2 separate regions of the Mus musculus genome follow, and region 2 is linked to region 1. Evidence: chromatin loops called from intact Hi-C (ENCODE). Cell type or tissue: left cerebral cortex. All regions are shown on one strand. Each heading gives the region's core, and the rest is flanking DNA. Links, peaks and the distances in the headings are about the cores only.

The links. A loop is a pair of places that touch in the nucleus more often than their neighbours do. Peaks named below come from ENCODE experiments on the same cell type or tissue, not always from the same donor. Only the 100,000 strongest peaks of a DNase experiment are listed, where the experiment ranks them.
Region 2: a loop joins it to region 1, with 2.0 times the contacts of the local background. A loop is called at or near these places in 18 of 42 quality-filtered maps.

The regions. Positions count from the first base shown.
Region 1 is chr2:30,177,434-30,188,189 of GRCm38, reverse strand. Kyat1 (kynurenine aminotransferase 1) reads left to right here. Exons shown (of 13, transcript NM_001356474.1): 5 at 51-137; 6 at 373-501; 7 at 883-1,003; 8 at 1,281-1,357; 9 at 1,455-1,544; 10 at 1,647-1,833; 11 at 1,919-1,998; 12 at 2,437-2,523; 13 at 2,621-3,066. The coding sequence ends at 2,686. Spout1 (SPOUT domain containing methyltransferase 1) reads left to right here and starts at 9,731. Exons shown (of 12, transcript NM_172660.4): 1 at 9,731-9,800; 2 at 10,225-10,270; 3 at 10,469-10,597; 4 at 10,708-10,756. The coding sequence starts at 9,765. In left cerebral cortex, for the core only: a CTCF peak has its summit at 9,241 (motif pointing left); no DNase peak of the experiment used is centred there; H3K4me3 peaks cover 344 bases; H3K27ac peaks cover 376 bases.
Region 2 is chr2:30,266,844-30,276,073 of GRCm38, reverse strand. Phyhd1 (phytanoyl-CoA dioxygenase domain containing 1) reads right to left here. Exons shown (of 11, transcript NM_001252570.1): 1 at 9,133-9,230; 2 at 6,227-6,385; 3 at 1,529-1,604; 4 at 1,351-1,398. The coding sequence starts at 9,165. Among named protein-coding and RNA genes, the nearest start is that of Phyhd1, 4.6 kb to the right of the region's middle. In left cerebral cortex, for the core only: a CTCF peak has its summit at 5,638 (motif pointing right); a DNase peak (open chromatin) is centred at 5,682; H3K27ac peaks cover 2,139 bases.

The sequences.
Region 1 (10,756 bases), core at 1,620-9,619:
GGAGGAGCTCAGGGCAGTGCTGACCCCAGCTAATCTGACCCTTGAACCAGGTCATCATCATCGAACCTGCTTTTAATTGTTACGAACCCATGACAATGATGGCTGGAGGTCGCCCTGTGTTCGTGTCCCTGAGGCTGGTAAGGAATGCAGGGTGGTTATGGGTAGGCCAAGGCTGGTAAGGTTTCTTGGGTGGGTATGGGTGAGTTGAGGGACCCAAGGTATGAGCTGAGCTAAATCCTGGGACATAGGAAGGGAGTCCCCTGAACTGGGCAGATGGAGGTGGAGCCCAAAGCTGAGAGAAATGGGGGCAGATGAGAAGGGAGATGAGCTGCGGTCAGGAAAGTAAATACTGCTCCCCCCCACCCCCCGCAGAGTCCTGCTCCTAAGGGGCAGCTGGGATCCAGCAATGATTGGCAGCTGGACCCCACAGAACTGGCCAGCAAGTTCACACCTCGCACCAAGATCCTGGTCCTCAACACACCCAACAACCCTCTGGGAAAGGTACCAGGGGGCCCATTCAGAGATCTCTGCAAGCAGACTTTTCCTTCTGATCTTGAACATGAACACTCTCAGGCCTCAGTTTCCCTGCATGAAGTGGGAGGGCTGAATGTCTGAAACTCTGAGGACCAATCCTCCCAGAGGTGTGAAGGCTTGTGCGTATGGGCAGAGTGTTTTGGAACAGTGACTTTATCTGTCTATGCAGTGGGATCCAGACATAGCCAATCCCACAGAGTCATCATTGCAGAGCTAGATGCAATACTGACCAATAGTGCAAAGAGATGGTCCAGAGCAACCCTGAGACCTGATATAGTCTTGCATTCTAAGCAGGCTCTGCCCTTGGGGACAGTCCCAGCTGCACACCTGTGACCTTGGCTCCCACAGGTATTCTCTAAGAAGGAGCTGGAGCTGGTGGCTGCACTGTGCCAACAGCATGATGTCCTGTGCTTCTCTGATGAGGTCTACCAGTGGCTGGTCTATGATGGGCACCAGCACATCAGCATTGGTGAGCCAGGCCAGCTGGGAGCAGCCTAGGCCTGGGGATCAGGCCCCAGGGCTGTGGAACTGTGCACTGGTGTGACTGTGGGCAGGGGCTTCCCCTCCCTGAGCTCTGAGGAGTGCAGTAGCATCTGTTTCCCGAGCCTGTCAGGAGCAGGAAATGGATGGGTCCTGTCAAGAGCCTAGCGGATAAATCCTCAGTTAAGAGACCATGCTTGTCCCTGGGTCCCTTCCCTCCACTTTGCCCATTTCAGCATTTGCTCTTTCTTCTTGGCCTCGAGTAGCCAGCCTCCCTGGCATGTGGGAACGGACACTGACCATCGGCAGCGCAGGCAAAAGCTTCAGTGCCACTGGCTGGAAGGTAAGTGTGCCCACGTAGCAGGCAGCGGCGGCGGCGGCGGCAGGAGAGTGGAGAGAGGCCTCCTCTGGTCCTGAGACCCTACTGTCTCCTGGTCTAGGTGGGCTGGGTCATGGGTCCAGATAACATCATGAAGCACCTGCGGACTGTGCACCAGAACTCTATCTTTCACTGCCCCACCCAGGCCCAGGTGAGAAGGGCAAGAAACCCCATGGTCTGGGAAGGTGCCAGAAAGCCCCCCAGACAGGTCATAGCTGACCCATCAGTCCGTCTGTCCATCTGCCTTGTTTAGGCTGCAGTAGCCCAGTGCTTTGAGCGGGAGCAGCAACACTTTGGACAACCCAGCAGTTACTTTTTGCAGCTGCCACAGGCCATGGGCCTGAACCGAGACCACATGATCCAGAGCCTGCAGTCAGTGGGCCTCAAGCCCTTGATCCCCCAGGGCAGCTACTTCCTCATTGCAGACATCTCAGACTTCAGTGAGTGGGTCTGGCCATGTCACTCAGGGTTTGGGAAGGTACCAAAGTTGGTGAGGACTCAGCACAACCTCTTTTGTTGCCCCAGAGAGCAGCATGCCCGACCTGCCTGGTGCTATGGATGAGCCCTATGATACACGCTTTGCCAAGTGGATGATCAAAAACAAGGTAGGCTGGGCTCCTGCCAGGGCCAGGAGATGTAGTTGCACGGGTCATATGCCTGGTCCAGTTGAGGGACGCCAGCCCAACCTTTTCCACGACTCCTGCTACAAGGCTGGTTCACTTGAATAAGGAAGCTATGCTGGCTCCGGGAGGCCCTGCCCCTCTCTGAGCCCAGCCTTCCCTCCTAGACACTGAGGACCTAGCCCATCTGCTGTGAACCCTGCTCAAACCTCTGAGGTTCAAACAGTTCTTCCCAGCTCTGCCCAGGCATGCTGCAGAGTCTGTTGTCTGCACCCTGGGAGGAGCCCAGGGTGATGCCACACAGTGGTCTCTCCTGACCAGCACAGAAGATGGAGGGGACACACCCAGCCTTCCTCTGTCCCTGAGCTGATGGCTTAGCTCTCAAGGCTATACACAGACGTGATCTTCCTTGTTTGTCCCCAGGGGCTGTCAGCCATCCCTGTCTCCACCTTCTATAGCCAGCCCCATCATAAGGACTTTGACCACTACATCCGATTCTGTTTTGTGAAGGTTAGAGAAAGCTGGGGGCGGGGGTGGGGGAGAGAAGGCTGCTGGGCCTGGCTAACCACTGGGTGGGGGGAAAGAAGGCTCAGTGTGTATCTTGCAGGACAAGGCTACACTCCAGGCCATGGATAAGAGGCTGTGCAGCTGGAAAGGAGAGCCCCAAGCCTGAGGCGCTCAGGCCCGCCTCCAACCCCGAGACCTCAGCTGTGCCTTATCACAGAGATGGCGCTGCAGGGCCCAGATGTGTGACTGGGCATGTTTCCAGGAAAGAGGCCATCTCTTGGGGGTTTCAGCCATCTTACCCAGTGTCTGGACTGCTATATTGGGTTGGGGGCTGGTTCTGGAACTCAGTCTGCGCCTCTATAGGTTCTTGTAGAGCCTTGGTTGTTTCTGGCCTCTGCCTGGGACAGTAAAGGATGGAGGATCAGGCCTGGAGCCCCAGCCCCACCTTAGCCCTGCTGAGGCTCCATGGCTTCTCCACTTCTTCTCATGTGACCTCACAGTGTTGCTACTGTTCCTAATAAAGTTTTAAGTTATTAGAACCCTCAAGGCAGCTTCTCTCTTCCTTTGGACGGCTGGACAGGGCTTGGAATAGCTTAGACAACAGACAGCATAACAAGACTCACACAAACAAACGCACCTCCAAGGGGTCCTTCGGGGTTCCTGGGTGTCACGCAGATCTCGCTGGGGCCTCCAAATGAAAGAACTTAGTGGGGAAACCCCCACTCAACTCCCCATTCGGCGTGCACCCAAGAATCACGAATAGAACACAACACCTTGATGTAACAACACGAGGTATTTTAATGGCAGAGCTCCGGGTCACACAGGAGACAGTGGATTCGACCACGAGGCTTGGAAGCTAGGGGTTTTTATAGAAAAGGAGTGGGGCTGGGGGAGGAATTGGCGCGGTTTCACATGATTGGTCCATTTAAACATCAGCAGCCTGTTAACATTTAACTTAGGTCAGAGGGGTGGGAGATAGGGAGGCGATAGGCCTGCCCGGGCATGTCCTGGTCTGTTCTGCTATGTTCTCAGCCCCAGGTTTCAAAGCTCACAAACAACTCTTTGGGCTATTTGACATACATTACATGAATCACAGGTCTCAAGTTTTATTTCCTTTCAGAGGGAGTGTGGGGGATGGCAGAGTCCAGGAACCCCCACTTCCACCCCTTGAACTTGTGATCCTCCTGCCTCTGTTTGCAGAGTCCTGAGAGTACAGCATGCTCCACGCCCGGCTTAGAAATGGGACTCGAACTGGGCAGTGGTGGCGCATGCCTATAATCCCAGCACTCGGGGAGGCAGAGGCAGGCGGATTTCTGAGTTCGAGGCCAGCCTAATCTACAGAGTGAGTTCCAGGACAGTCAGGGCTACACAGAGAAACCCTATCTCGAAAACCCAAAAAAAAAAAAAAAAAAAAAAAAGAAAGAAAGAAAAGAAAAGAAATGTGATTCGGTCCCTAGTCATGGTTCCACTAAAGCAACTGTAGTCCCCAAATCCCTCCAAGAGGCCATGCTAGAAGCCAAGTCCATATGTAGAACAAACTCAGGCATTTCATTCATATCTGTTCTCCAGCCTACAGAAATGTTGGGGTCATCAGGTATATGAACTAAAAAAAAAATGTTTTCCCCTGGTAAGGAGTCCCTAGAACATTAGGTTCTAGGATCAGTCATTTCTGTTAATCATAAAACCTCCTTTGGACCCATGTGTACTGCAGAGCCTTGAGCCCGTGTGTCCTGCAGAGCCTTGAGCCCGCCCCTCCCTCACTCCTGTCTGGGATGGGGTGGGGCTGAACTTGCTGAATCCCAAGGCCAATGATGTTTTTCTTCTCAAAGGTTTCCAGGGAAAGCCAGTGTCACTCACTCACTGTAGCCCAGGTTGGCTTCAAGCTCGTGGCAATCCTCCTGCCTCCCTCCTAAGTGTAAGGATGAGAAGCCTGAGCTCTCAATTCTGGCTGGATTTTGTGTTTTGTTTTGTTGGCAGTGCTGAGGAGTGAACTCATGGCTTTACACAGGCATGGTGAATGCTGTACCACTGAGCTCCACCCAGCCATGGGCAGTGACTAAATCCAATACACATATGTAATAAACCTGTCAAAAGACTGTCAGTGACCAAAGCTCCTGAGTAACACAGAGACATTATTATTTATTATAGCCAGGCCTTAGCTTAGGCTATTTCCCAACTAGCTCTATAACGTAATTAACCGGTTTATTCTGATCTAAGTTCTGCCCCTTGGCCCGTTAGTCACCTCCCTTCAGTACCAGCACAAGCTTCTTCCTCAGCGTCCGACTGTTGAATCTCCAGCGTCCGACTCTTTCCCAGAGTTCCTATCTCTGCCCAGAAGTTTTGCCTTATCCTTTCCCACTTTGCTATAAGCTGTTCAGTTCTTTATTAAACCAATCAGAAAGTGATGGAGATGTTTACAGAACACAGAAAGGGGTGATGCTTCATAAAAGTAACAATACCAAAGGCCATTCTGTGCCCACGTCTCTGTGGGAGTGCCGTGGGGGGTGGGGGACACCCTCTCCCCACATCCACACTCCCCCCTACAGAAATCAGCATTTGAATAATACAAAGACATTCTTTACACAAGAGTTTATCCCAACAAAACACAAACTTAGTTTAAAGATCTAATTTTCTTTCATTTTCTGTTCTGGAATCAAGTGACAGACAACTGTTCTGTAAAATAGAAGAGGGGAGGAGCTTGATGGGATTGAAGAGACAGCTCAGTGGCTAACAGCACTTGCTGTTCTAAAAGATGTGGTCAAATCACAGCCACCTGTAACTCCAGTTTCAAAGGACCCTAGACTGTCTCCTGGGCTCTGTGGGCATTGCATACACATGACGCTGGGTATCAAACCAGGATCTCAATGTTAGACATGCATTCTAACTCTGGGCTGCATCTCAGCCATGAATTGTCAATGGAACATACTTGGTATTGTTGGGGACTGAGAATCACCTCACAAACCACAGGAGCACTGATCTCAGTCAGACAGAGACAGCTTATTGAGCATTCACCCCAGGACCATGGGCAAGGCCACAGTTCAGACTTCAGAGCTGAACCGTGACATTGAGTTAAGATCCTACAGGGCTTTTAAGCATAAAATCCACAAGCATCTGTGCCAAGTTATTTCACTGATCAGGATTTAGGGCTGGAGATTTCCTTAGGAACCTGTCTTTGTGGTATACCTCTCCCGTTCACATTGGTTGGGGTATTCAACTGTAAGAGGAGACTTGACTTGTCTTAACATTCATGTCTTAGCTTGCCAACCACGATGGGCAAAACCATAGAATTCTTTTTTTTTTTTTTTTTTTTTTTAGTTTTTTAGTTTTTTGAGACAGGGTTTCTCTGTGTAGCCCTGGCTGTCCTGGAACCCACTTTGTAGACCAGACTGGCCTCAAACTCAGAAATCCACCTGCCTCTGCCTCCCAAGTGCTGGGATTAAAGGCGTGCACCACCACTGCCCGGCCAGATCTCATTCTAGATGGTTGTGAGCCACCATGTGGTTGCTGGGATTTGAACTCAGGACCTCTGGAAGAGCAGTCAGTGCTCTTAACTGCTGAGCCATCTCTCCAGCCCAACCATAGAATTCTTAATTCAAAGTACCTTGGATGGCATATAGTCATTATTTTACTCCTCAGGTAGAGTAGAATCAGGAGGATTGGGAGTTTAAGGCCAACTTTGATACATACTTCATCCCTAAGTTGAAGCGATGACTGCACAATCAGGAAGGCCAGAGTTTAGCATCCAGCACTGATGCTACAAGCTTGGTGTCCCACTCTAACCCCAGCTAGGAGACCTGGGGACTTGGTGGCATCCAGCCTAGACAGCAACCATAAGCCCCAGCCCAGCAGTGGTGGTATATGCCTTTAACCACAGCATAAATGCAATTGCAAAGCTTGCTGCGTGGTGCACACTTTGTTTTTTTTGTTTTGTTTGGGTTTGTGTGTGTGTGTGTGTGTGTGTGTGTGTGTGTGTGTGTGTGTGTGTGTGGTTTTTCGAGACAGGGTTTCTCTGTGTAGCCCTGGCTGGAACTCACTTTGTAGACCAGGCTGGCCTCAAACTCTTCTGCCTGCCTCTGCCTCCCGAGTGCTGGGATTAAAGGCGTGCACCACCATGCCCAGCTTTTTTGTTTTGTTTTGAGACAGGGTTTCTCTATGCAGCTCTGGCTGTCCTGGAACTCACTATATATATATATTAAGTTATCCTTGAACTCACAGAGATCCTCCCGTCTCTGGATTGCTGAGATTAAAGGCATGCACTGGCACACCCGGTCTATGGTACAAATTTGTAAGCCCAGCACTCAGGAGGCTGAGGCAGATGGATTCTGAGCTAAGGTCTGTGGATTGCTGTTTATATGCAGGTGAGGGCAGGCACAAGATAAGGTGAGAGCCTGTGATTGGGCAGTGGAAAAGGAAGGTGGGCTGAGAACTTTAGAGAGTACAGAGAGTGCAGAGGGAGAGAAGGAGGGAAGGAGAGGAGGAGATAAGATGGAGCCTATAGGAGAGGAAGAGGAGCCAGAACCACACAGTCCTGGGAGCCATAAGTACTGGGGATTTCTTAGACGATTAAATATTAAGTAGGGTGCATTTGCCCCATGTTGGGGTGTAGCTTGTGTTTATATCATTGGAGTTTTGAGTTCACTATGTGGGCATTTTGTGAGCTGAAAATTTACTAATATAAGTCTGACTGAGCTGGGTGTGGTGGCGCACGCCTTTAATTCCAGCACTCGGGAGGCAGAGGCAGGCAGATTTCTGAGTTCGAGGCCAGCCTGGTCTACAAAGTGAGTTCCAGGACAGCCAGGGCTGCTCGGAGAAACCCTGTCTCAAAAACCAAAAAAAAAAAAAAAAAAAAAAAAAAAGTCTGACTCACTGGTTAAGGGCACCGACTGCTCTTCCAGAGGTCCTGAGTTCAATTCCCAGCAACCACATGGGGCTCACAATCATCTATAATAGGATCCAATGCCCTGTTCTGGTGTGTTTGAAGACAGCTACAGTATACTCATATACATAAAATAAATAACTAATTCTTAAAAAAAAAACAAACAAACAAACAAACAACCTTTGAGATGGATGGACGCTGCATGGGGCTAGCCATAGAGGCAGCCAGACTGCTGGGGCCAGAGAGTAGCTGGTACTAGCGTGGAGTGGTGTCTTTCTTACATTGCCCCACTACGAAGGCCTGTGTGGGCTTCACAGTCCATGCCTCCCCACATCGCACCTCAAAGAAGTAACTTGGGATGCTGAGGAGATTGTTCTGTGGTTAAGATGACTGGTTTTTCTTCCAGAGACCTGGGTTCAGTTCCCAGCACATACATGGTGTTTTACAATCTACTATAATTTCAGTCCCAGGGGATCCATTTGCCTCCTCAGGCACCAGGCAAGACTCTGGTGCACACACATACATACAGACAAAACACTCATATAAATAAAGTCAAAATTCACACAGCAGGGTGCCCCACACCTGTAATTTCAGCTCCTGGGAGGATAAGGCAGGAGGATGGACATTATCTCAAAAAAACAAACCAAAGCAAGCAAAACAGACAAAAAGAAAGTATGACTAAAAGAGTGATGTAAACTGTAGTTGGCGGTAATAATGTGTCAGGATTGTTCCTCAACTGTAACAAAGTATCGGATCATTGTAAAATGTTAATACAAGCCGGGTGGGCGTGGTGGCACAAGTCTTTAATCCCAGCACTTGCTCGGCACACGCAGGAGGATCTCTGAGTTTGAGGGCATCCTGGTTTACATAGTAAGTTCCAGGACAGCCAGGGCTATATATTAAGGCCTGTTTCAAAAACAACAACAAAAAGTTAATATAAAACTATCAGGCAGAAAAGTTTTTTGGGGAGGAACCTGTTGGTGTTCTGGGTTATACAGGAGAGCAAAGAAAAGGAGACACTGCAGGACCTGTTAGGCTTCTCAGCAGCAGGGGCTCATCCTCTCAGGCATTGAACTTCACATATTTACCATTTTGCAGACCCTCCTTACTGTTACACAAAAGGTACTTGTAGCAAGTCAATTTCTGTATACCAAAACCTGCTACCTTATCTAGGCTTCTCTGAAGGAACCCTACCTAAGCAATACTCAGGCATAACCTACATTCCCAGGCATACCTAAGCAAGTCCCAGGAGACATCCTGGTTTGTCAGGTATGTCTCAGGACTAAGTTATGCAAAGGCTCTGAGAATCCTTGGAAGAGCAACCCCATAAAACCTCAGACAACAATCAATAACTTTACAAAAGGCTTCTTCAAACCCTAGGTACAATCCCTCTGGAATTCATGCCAGATACAATGGCTGCTATTATAGCAGCAGCTAAAAGTCTTCTGCAGGGACTTCTTTCAGTCCTATCTTCTCATTCTTTACTTAAAATGATTTTAAAGTAGACACAGAATGTTGATCAGTGATTTGCATGCTGGAGACCTTGGATTTGATCCAGGGCTGCCAAAAATCAATCAATCAATCAATCACAGCACTCAGGTGGTTGATGGAAGATTGAGTTTGAGGTCAGTCCAAGCTACATAGTAAGACCCTGTATCAATTTCTTTTTTAAAAAATTTAAAGTACTACATGCAAACAAATGAATTAAACTGATAAAGAATAAAGTCTGGGGCTGGCAAGATGGCTCAGCGGGTAAGAGCACCAATTGCTCTTCCAAAGGTCCTGAGTTCAAATCCCAGCAACCACATGGTGGCTCACAACCATCCGTAATGAGATCTGATGCCCTCTTCTGGCACGTCTGAAGACAGCTACAGTGTACTTATGTATAATAATAAATAAATCTTTTTAAAAAACCAAAAGAATAAAGTCTGGACGAGGCTGGGAATATAGCTCACTGGTGGAGCACTAAATTTAGCACGCGTCGGGCCTTAGCTGGAGTCCCAGGAAACTGAATGGATAAATAAAAAGAAAGTGCAAATGAACTGGATAAAGGTAGTCTTTTGTAATTTCCAATAGGGTGCCCTTACATAAAACATGGAAGCTAAATATCACCAGGGTACCTAACAATGGAAAGGGCGGCACATGAGCCTTACTGGGTTCGGACAGCGTAGTGCTGCGAACTCGTTGCCCTGGAGACAGGGTACCAACGCAGCAGCCTCCGCACTCGCACGTGGCGTTTCTGAGCTCCGCCTCAGCCTGGCACCCAGGACACGCCCCACTCTCCGCTGGGCCTCTGATTGGGCAGCTCCGCGGAGGTGTGGCCGGAAGAGGCGAGGCTAACTGGCAGGCGCGCGGTGGGCCTGGAAACATGGCGGAGCGCCCGAGGAAGCGTCCGTGTGGTCCGGTATGTGCGGACCGATGGGTTCCGGGCTAGGCCTGGAATCTGCAGCGTGTCACAGTGGTGTCGGCCCGGGTCTTCTGCTCTCTCCTCTCCCCTCGCCCCTCTCCCGTAGCCTGAGCTTGCAGAGTTAGCTGGTCCGATCTACATTCATTCGCGGGGCGACGGTGTCTTGAGTCCTCTCCTGGCTTATTTTCTGATTCCTAGGGCGACTTTATGGCCATACCTGTCTTCCCCTTGTCTCGGTTTCTTCTTTTGCCCAATGGGGATTCATTCCTCAGCTTCCCGGATCTGATCCCAGGCTTTGTGCACGGCGAGTCCCTGTGTACTTCTACCCTGGTTTGAGAGAGTCAGATGGCGGGAGGCCCGATGGGATGCGCCCCTCCTATGTGTGACCGGTCAGCCTCTCAATCTTCCTCCTTACTTGCAGGGTGAACATGGCCAAAGGGTTGAATGGCGAAAATGGAAACAGCAGAGTAAGTAAAAAGCTGAGGCCGGGTTGGGCAAGCGCACTGAGCCCTCCCTTTCCACAAACCAGCTAATGGCCCGACGAGCCCTCTTTGGGTCTCAGTGTATCCAAGTGAGTGGTGGCAGCCTCTCCAGAGCCTAGGCTAGCCCAGCGAGAAGGAACTCTCCTCCCCATGTCAAGTCCTTTCCCTCCAATAATTCTCCAGAAAAAGAGGAGAAAAAGAAGTGGAAGGACCTCAAGATAATGAAGAAACTGGAGCGGCAGCGTGCCCAAGAGGAAGAGGCTAAACGCCAGGAAGAGGAGGAAGAGGCGGCGGCCCAGAGGAGCAACCAAGGTAAGCAGCTGGGTCGTGAGGTAAGTTGAATCTCTGAGCCATGGGGACATGCAAGGGAGGGAAGGTCCACAGCCTGTCAGGCTGACAGGAACATCCCCTGTCCCTGCTAGGACGGCCTTACACTCTGAGTGTGGCCCTGCCAGGCTCCATCCTGGACAA
Region 2 (9,230 bases), core at 1,231-9,230, 88 kb before region 1:
CCAAGCCTGACAACCCAAGTTCACAATCACAGAGAAAGAAATGTCCCCTCCAGGTTGTCCTCAGACCTCCACACATCCTCCACAGCACACTCATGCGGACACACTCCCACTCCACAGGACACTCATGGGGACACACTCCCACTCCACAGCACACTCATGGGGACACACTCCCACTCCACGGCACACTCATGCGGACACACTCCCACTCCACGGCACACTCATGCGGACACACTCCCACTCCACGGCACACTCATGCGGACACACTCCCACTCCACGGCACACTCATGCGGACACACTCCCACTCTAGCCAGTTCTCAACACACACGCAGGGAGCAGGGAGGGGGGGAAGACTAAATAGATGTTTAATTTAAAAAAGAGTCTAAGCCAGGCGAGGTGGTGCACGCCTTTAATCCCAGCACTCAGGAGGCAGAGGCAGGTGGATTTCTGAGTTCAAGGCCAGCCTGGTCTACAAAGTGAGTTCCAGGACAGTCAGGGCTACACAGAGAAACCCTGTCTTGAAAAAACGAAAACAAACAAACAAACAAAAAGAGTCTAAGGAGGGCTGGAGAGATGGCTCAGGGGTTAAGAGCACTGACTACTCTTCTAAAGGTCCTGAGTTCAAACCCCAGCAACCACATAGTGGCTCACAACCATCTGTAATGGGATCTGACACCCTCTTCTGGGGTGTCTGAAGTCAGCTACAGTGTACTTACATATAAATCAATCAATCAATCAATCAATCAATCAATCTTTGGGCCAGAGCAAGCTGGACCAGAGCAAGCAGAGGTCCTGAGTTCAATTCCTAGCAACCACATGATGGCTCACAACCATCTCTATAGCTACAGTGTACTCATATACATAAAATAAATACATACATCCTTTAAAAAAGAGAGAGCAAGAAACTCTAGGAAGTACCTGGAGCCAGAACCCCAGTGGCTAGGGATCATTCCCAGAGCAGGCAGTAGAAAGTAGAAGAGCCTGCACTGCCCATCTTGGGAGCCACACAAGTGGACCCATTTCTCAGCTGGGGCTCACCAGTGATCAACATCAAGGGACGCAGAAGACTGAGGCAGAGGAGAGCCTGTGGCCAGAGCCATGTGGTCAAAACCATCTTTTTATTTTGTTTTGTTTTGTTGACACAGGGTTTCTCTATGTGGCCCTAGTTGTCCTGGAACTCTCTCTATAGACCAGGCTGGCCTTGAACTCAGAGATCTGTCTGCCTTTGTGTCCTGAGAACCACTACCACCCACCTAACTGCCATCTTATGGTAGCATTTGGTCCTAAGTCTCCTAAACTCTTCAGATCTCGGCTACTCTGCTTGCTTTTCTGCACTCCCAGGCCCCTGCTTACCATGGCCAATTTTGTTGATAGATTTCTCAGGAGGGACCAAGAAATTTCCTGTGGTATAAAAAACAAACAAAGGCAGAAGACCTGGGATCCGGCTTCCATCAGGCAGCTGATCTCAGCTTCTCCCAGCCTCAGGAGTTAGCCACCCTGACCCAGCCCACTAACCCTCATGTCCCCAAACCTTTCTCATCAAAAACGCCTTTTTCAAAGAAGAATCGGATCTTGTCACCGCTGCTCAAGAAGTAGTCTGTCTTGCCCTATGGAGGGGGCATAGGAGGTACAAGAGAAGAGCTGAGTGACAGAGCAGGGCAGGATCAGGAGCTACCTACCCACACAGGACTACAGATGCCTCCTGGGGGCTTCTCAAACATGGCCACTGTAGTACAGACAGTCAGCTAGAATTCCAGGTGCCTAAAGCCACAATCTGGAATTTCCTGAACATCTCTTCTTACAGATGCTCCTTAAGTTACCATGGAGCTTGGACAGGATACATTTATCTAAGTTGAAATCTTTGTTTTCTTTTTTAAGATTTATTTATTATTATTATATGTAAGTACACCGTAGCTGTCTTCAGACACAGCAGAAGAGGGCATCAGATCCATTTACAGATGGTTGTAAGCCACCTTGTGGTTGCTGGGATTTGAACTCAGGACCTTCAGAAGAGTAGTCAGTGCTCTTACCCACTGAACCATCTCCCTAACCCCTAAATTGAAAATTTTGTAGATCAAGAATGGCTTTTGTAAACCGGGCATGGTAGCACACGCCTTTAATCCCAGCACTTGGGAGGCAGAGGCAGGCGGATTTCTGAGTTTGAGACCAGCCTAGTCTACAAAGTGAGTTCCAGGACAGCCAGGGCTATAGAAAAACCCTGTCTTGAAACACCCCACCACCACAAAAAAATAATGCCTTTTGTATATGTACTGGTATGGGGCAGAGGACAACCTTAGGTGACATTCTTCCAGGGCCATCTACACTGCTTTCATTGAAACAGGGTCTCTTACTGACCCAAGATTCACTAAGTAGGCTAGGCTAGCCAGCCAGGAAGCCCTAAGAATCCATCTGCCTCCCCGTCTCCAGCAGTAGGACTACAGGGGTACACCCCAGTGGTTTTTAAGTGGGGTCTTGGGGATTGAATTCAAGTCTCCATCCTAGTTTGGCAAGCAGTTTACTGACTGGGCCAACAAGAACAAAATGCTTTTAATACATCTAAGCAGTTCTTACAGCGTATACACAAAAGTGTCTTCCCAAAAGAGTCACGTATTGGAGGCTTGGTCCCCAGCTGTGGTGATCACTACATAGGAAGATACTAACTTGGTTGCTGCATTAGTCCTTTGATGAGCTCACGGCTGGGGCATTCTTGGGAGCTTGGGCCTGTTTGGAGGCAGTAGGTCACTGGGCTGAGGCTTTGAAGGAAGGGGTCGTCTTGCCACAGAACCCTTCCTCTGCACCCTCTCTGCTTACCAGCTGCTGTGAGGTGAACACCTCTGCCTCATCATGACCCCTCTGCCACAACGCTGTCTCACCCCAGGCCCAAGGTCATGAAGCCATAATAAAAGTAGCTTTTATTCGCCTAAAATAACTGTCATCTCAGAGGTTTGCTCCTCTATATCTGCTCACCTAGGCCTAGTCCCAGAAGCCTCTAGCCGCCATGCAATCTGATCTAGGCCTAGGATGTTTTGAGCCTCTGAGACTTGCTGCTGAATAAGATCAGCCTTTCTTGTTCTCTCTGAGCTCTGGCTGGCTCAACTCAGCCGAATTAACGCCTTGCCAAGCTGACCGATTCAATCTGGCTCCTCCCTTGGCCTTTGACTGAATTGCTCTGCTTGACCTCATACTAGCTTTGGCAATAGGTTCGAATCTTCCAGCTCCTTCTTACTGTCTGGCTCTCCTGTCTTCACCTGTGTCTGGCTTGTTCTCTCTTCATCCCAAAACTGCCTCCTTCAGCTGAGCGGTGGTGGCGCACGCCTTTAATCCCAGCATTTGGGAGGCAGAGGCAGGCAGATTTCTGAGTTCCAGGCCAGCCTGGTCTACAGAATGAGTTCCAGGACAGCCAGGGCTACACAGAGAAACCCTGTCTCGAAAAACAAAACAAAAAAACAACAAAAACCTGCTTCCTTCTTCTCTCTGTGCTGCTCGCTCCTAAGCAGCCTGTCCTCGTGAGAGTTGTGCATATTCTGCTCTGTCTAATCTTTCTCTGATTCATCACTTTGTCTGCTACTCAATTAGACATCACTTTCAAATATGGGTACTTCCTTCTACAAACTAACTATACCTTCATCTTGGGGGATTAAAGGTGTGTATTAAGGGCGTGTCTATATTCTAGTCAGAGGGATTAAAGCTGTGTGCTAAGGGCTGAGCGACATCACAACTAGAAATAGGTTTTTTCCCCAGTAAACAACACAATCTCCGGGTTTACACTGTGATTAAATATTCTGCGGCAAAGCCAAGTGACCATGGACTGAACCATCTGAAACAGGGAGCCCAATAAACCAATCCTCCTTCTGATGGCCAAGTTTTGTCACAGCAAGAAGTCACTGTTACACCTGCTGGTTGAACAGCTTTACCTAGCCTTAAACATATGAAGAAAACTTACGGGGCTGGAGACATGGCTCAGTGGTAAAGAGCACTGACTGCTCTTCCAGAGGTCCCCAGCAACCACATGGTGGCTCACAACCATCTGTAACAAGACCTGATTCCCTCCTCTGGTGTCTGAAGACAGCTACAGTGTACTTACATATAATAAATAAAATAAATCTTAAAAAAAAACCAACTTACATTAGCAGGTGGTTGTGCCTATTTTTTTTTTTCTCAAGACAGGGTTTCTCTGTGTAGCCCTGGCTGTCCTGGAACTCACTCTGTAGACCAGGCTGGCCTAGAACTCAGAAATCCACCTGCCTCTGCCTCACAAGTGCTGGGATTAAAGGCATGTGCCACCACGCCTGGCGGTTGTGCCTATTTTATATTCAGTATCTTAGGTGGTGTGTGGAGTCCTGAGCTAAAAATGACACAATTGTGGCCGACAGATCTCTGTGTGATTGAGGCCAGCCTGGGCTACACAGCAAGTTCCAGGACAAACAAGGCTATAAAATAAGACCCTGTCTCAAAACAAACAAGCAAATATTCTATCTGAACAGTGCTAGCAATACATACATTACAAAACCTTGCTGTGTCTCCTACAGAAGGTGCCTCTCCCTGTCTCCGCCCAGCACTGCAGCTGTATTGCCGGGGAAAAGAGCAAAGTTTAAGTGCAAGGTCATTGCTTCTTAGGGCTGGGAAGATGGCTCAGTGAGCTCTTTTAAGAACCCAGGTTCAAGCCGGGCATGGTGGCACATGCCTTTAATCCCAGCACTCGGGAGGCAGAGGCAGGCAGATTTCTGGTTCGAGGCCAGCCTGGTCTACAGAGTGAGTTCCAGGATAGCCAGGGCTCTACAGAGAAACCCTGTCTCGAAACAACCAAAAAAGGGCTGGTGAGATGGCTCAGTGGGTAAGAGCACCCGACTGCTCTTCCGAAGGTCAGGAGTTCAAATCCCAGCAACCACATGGTGGCTCACAACCATCTGTAACAAGATCTGACGCCCTCTTCTGGAGTGTCTGAAGACAGCTACAGTGTACTTACATATAATAAATAAATAAGTCTTTAAAAAAAAAAAAAAAAGAAAAACCAAAAAAAAAAAAAAAAGGAAAGAAAAAAAAAAAAAAAAAGAACCCAGGTTCAATTCCAGCACCCCAAACCACACCACCATCTCCACTTCTTCTTCTTCCTCCTCCTCTTCTTCATTTGTTTTTGATTTTTTTTTTCAACACAATTCCTCTGTATCTGGCTATCCTAGAACTCACCTTGTAGAGTGACCAGCCTAGAACTCACTGAGATTCACCTGCCTCTGTGTCCTGTGTTGTGTGCATTGGTGTTTTGCCCACGTGTATATCTGTATGAGTATTGGGCCCCTGGAACTGGAAGTACATGAGCTACCATGTGGGAACTGGGAGCTGGGAATTGAACCTTGGTCCTCTGGAAGTGCAGCCAGTATGCTCAACCAATGAGCCATATCTCTAACATCACCCTTTCTTCTTTCAACATTCCTACCTCTGCAACCACCGGACTGTTAGAGTCTTCTCGGTAAGTAACTAGGGAGAGGGACAGGGTTCGGCCCCCTCATTCCTTAGAGTGTGTCTGTCCTGCTAGTTGGAAAAATTCTCAGTCTGTTATGTGTCTTCTTCTGAAGCCTCCATCCTTCCTCCTCCCCTCTCTGGGAGAAAGCAGTTTCTGGCTGCTGTAATTCTATTTATGTCCACCAGATGGCAGAAGCCCCTTGGCATCAGTATAAGGTGAGCCCTGTTGCCTGAACCACTAAAAAATTCAGACTAAGAAGGGTTAAGGGAACTGGTTGGAAGAACCACCTATCCTGCCAAACTGTGTTGAGTCTGAGGAAGCAAGAGGCCTTCCTAGTCTGGTTGGGAGATGACTCACCCAAGAGTGGCCTATCACAGGGCTCACTCTGGTCACAGAGAGTTCTTTGTGACCAGAGAATTTGAGAAACTGCAGCAGGTCAACGACCAGCATCATTTGATATCAGAGAGGTGGATTCAAGTCTCTATCAGTTACAAACTGTGTGGTTGGAGCAGCACAATATTACCCAGAGAAAAGCCCCGCTTTTCCCATTGCCAAGCGAGAATAATAATAGCCACCTTATAAATTCATAGTGTGGAGGAATACAGCACAGCTCTTTAGCCTGGTACCCGGCATACAGATGGCTGAGGTCTGATCCCTTGTCAGAAGTCTGTGTGTGGCCTTAGGGTCCTCCCGTCCAGTCCAGACTGCTGCCTAAGACTGAGCACCCACCAAAACCAGACGCCCACCCTCAGCGCCCCAGGTACCTGCCTGGGTTTGAAGTTGCTCATCTTCCTGGGTGGAAAATTCTGTCCGGCAGTGCAGAGGGACATCCATCTCAGCTACAATCTCACCGATCCTCTGCTGCATGGCCACACACTCATCCGCTGTGAAGAATCCTTCCAACAGCAGAAACCCGTCCTCCTGGAACTGCAGCAGGGACAAGACTCAGGCTCCTTCCGCCCTCGCTCATTCCTTATATCCATGTTGGACCACAAACTCGAACCAAGATCAAGTGTCCTGCTCATGGCTCTGCCCCCCACCCTGGACATGGGCATCCAGTGCTTAGTGAGGAGCCGTCAGTACTGGCTGCTTGCATCTTATCGAGGAAGGGGAAGTGGCAGCTGCCTCTGCTCTTGCCCTCCAATGGGTTTGGGACATACGGAAACATTTGCTCATTTGTGTGTTAAAGTGCAGGTGTGAGTGTAGAACATGTGTGAGAACTGCAGGTGCGCATGTGCAGGGGCATCAGGAGAGGACATACGGTGCCCCTCTTCCACTTTCTATTTCTGAGGCTCTCCTTGAACCTAGGCTGTTTTCTTCATTAGACTGGCAGCCTGTGAGCCCTGGCGATCTGAGCTGCAGGTGTGTGCAGCTCATGGAGTGGGTGCTGAGATTTGAACTCTGATCTTCATGCTTGCAGAAGCACTCTTAACCACCGACCCCGCCTAACTCCCTTGTTTTGTTTTTATTTGTTTGAAGACAGGGAGGCCTCAAACTCAAGATCCTCCTGCCTCAGCCTTCTAATGCTGGCTTTGGAGGCTATTCCAATCCCGACTAAGCATTGCGAGTACGAGACAGCTTCAGCAGATGGACATGTGATTATGAACCAGCCACCCTCCACACTCACACAATTTATAGTCCAGTGAAGGAGACCCATGCATCCCTTACCATCAGACAAACATACCATCCCACATCACACTGACTTACAGGGAGACAAGGGCAGGGTTTTGAGAATTAAAGGCAAAGAATCTACGAGGTGAAGGGGTCAATGGGCAGCTTGGAGGAAGTGGGGTTAAAGGAAGAGCAGAACATTGGGAAGCAAAGAGATAGGAAAGAGCATTAAAGACAGAGAACAGGAAGTACAAAGCCTGTGGGCACTGGACGACTGGGAAATTGGGAAGGGCTGGAGCACAGGGTGAGGGGAGGATAGCCAGGGGAGCAGACAGAAGGGAGAGTGAATTTGCCCATGCTATGGCTTGTCCTGTAACCCCAAACCCATGCATTGGAAATTTTATTTCCATTGTGTTACTCAGTGTGGGCCGGCAGGGGACTGCCAGGACGCTTGAGTCAGCACCAGCACTAGGAAGGACAAGGCTAGAAAGTCCCCAGTCGCAGGACCTTGCTGGCTTTCTTTCTCCTGAGTGAGTGTGGGGAAGGCTAGGGGCTGTGAACACAGATGCCTGATTCTGACTTTGCCCCAAGTCTCTTTATTCTGAGGCTAGCCTAAGGTGCTGAGGCACATTACGTGTGTGACTGGGTCGCCTCTCAGAAGCTGACTGCTTGCTAGCATGTACAAGGACTGGCTCCTGTTCCCAGCACTGAAAACAAACAGAACCAACACAGTAAGGGACAGAAAGCAAGGATGTAAGCGTGGCCAGGCATGGTGGCCCATGCCTTTAACCCCAGCACTTAGGAAGCAGAGGCAGACAGAGCTCTGTGAGCTGAAGGGCAGTCTGCTCTACAGACTGAGTTCTAGGCCAGAGCAACAAACCATCACTCAGGGTTAACACAGGGAGGCCCTCCATGCTTGAAATCATAAAAACTGAACAAAAGTTCAGCACAAACTGTACAAAAAAATACTGACATGGGGCTTTGTCCCTCAAAAGATAGCCTGTGAGACAGAAGGAAAAGACAGACAGACTTCCACTACATATTTAGTCACAGACAAATTTGGGAACTGTGGCAGCAGTGGCAGCTGTCAAAAGAGAGTAGGTCTGTGTGAGTGCGTGTGGGTTGGGTGATGAGTGTTTGTCTGTGTGGTATGTGTGTGCTTTTATGTATGTGTCTCTGTGTGTATGTGCACATGGGTGCATTTGTGTGTGAGTGTGTGTGTGTGGTGTGTGCATGCATATGTATGTGTTTGTATGTGAGTGTGTGCGGTATGTGTGTGTGCATTTGTATGGGATGTGTGTGTGAGTATGGTGTGTGTGTGTGTGGTGTGAGTGTCTGTGTATGCATGATGTGTGGTGTGTGTGGTGGTGGTAATAGTGGTATATGTATGTGTGTTGGTGTGTGTGTAGTCTGTTTGTATGTGTGTGTTTATGTATTGTGGAGTGTGCCGTGTTTATGTGTGGTGATATGTGTGATGTGTTTGTGTATGTGTTTTGATGTGTATGTGGTATGCATATGGTGTGTGTGGTATGTGTGTGTGTGTGGGGTGTGTGTGGTGGTGGTGTGTGTTTCTGTATGTGTTGTGAGTGTTGGGATCAAATCTTGGAGCCTAAAGCAAGCACTCAACTGCTAAGCCCCAACCACAGCTCCAGGAGGGACTTTGAAACAAAGATCCTCGGCTAGATCTAATACATTAACAGTCCTGGCATATGAGATTGGGGGTGGTTAACTTAAAGTGTGCGTAGTCCACCCCCTGTATGGTAGGCTTTCATAATGAGCTGACCTAGCTACTGGCCTGCCCTATCCAGGCCTTCATCAACAGGCCCCTGGGGCTAGCTGGATTAGATAATCTGAATTGTGGTTTCTCTACCTCCTAGCCCCAACCCCCACTGTATCTGACCGGGGAGATGGCACCTGGGGAGGTGGTGTTGTGACCTGGCCCTCTTGGGCTTTGTTCGCAGAAATTAGGGTTGATATGCAGGGATCTTTCTCTCCTTTGTGAAATGTCAGAGGTAGTTCAAAGGTCACTAGAGGTCTGCACCCTCCAAACCACGGGCCCCTACCTTCTTGAGTTGTGAGGGACTCAGGCAGGCCATGGGGAATACTGCAGGACTCAGCTGGCTCAGCTCGATGGCTCCAGGGCTGGAGAGGAGAAAGTTCA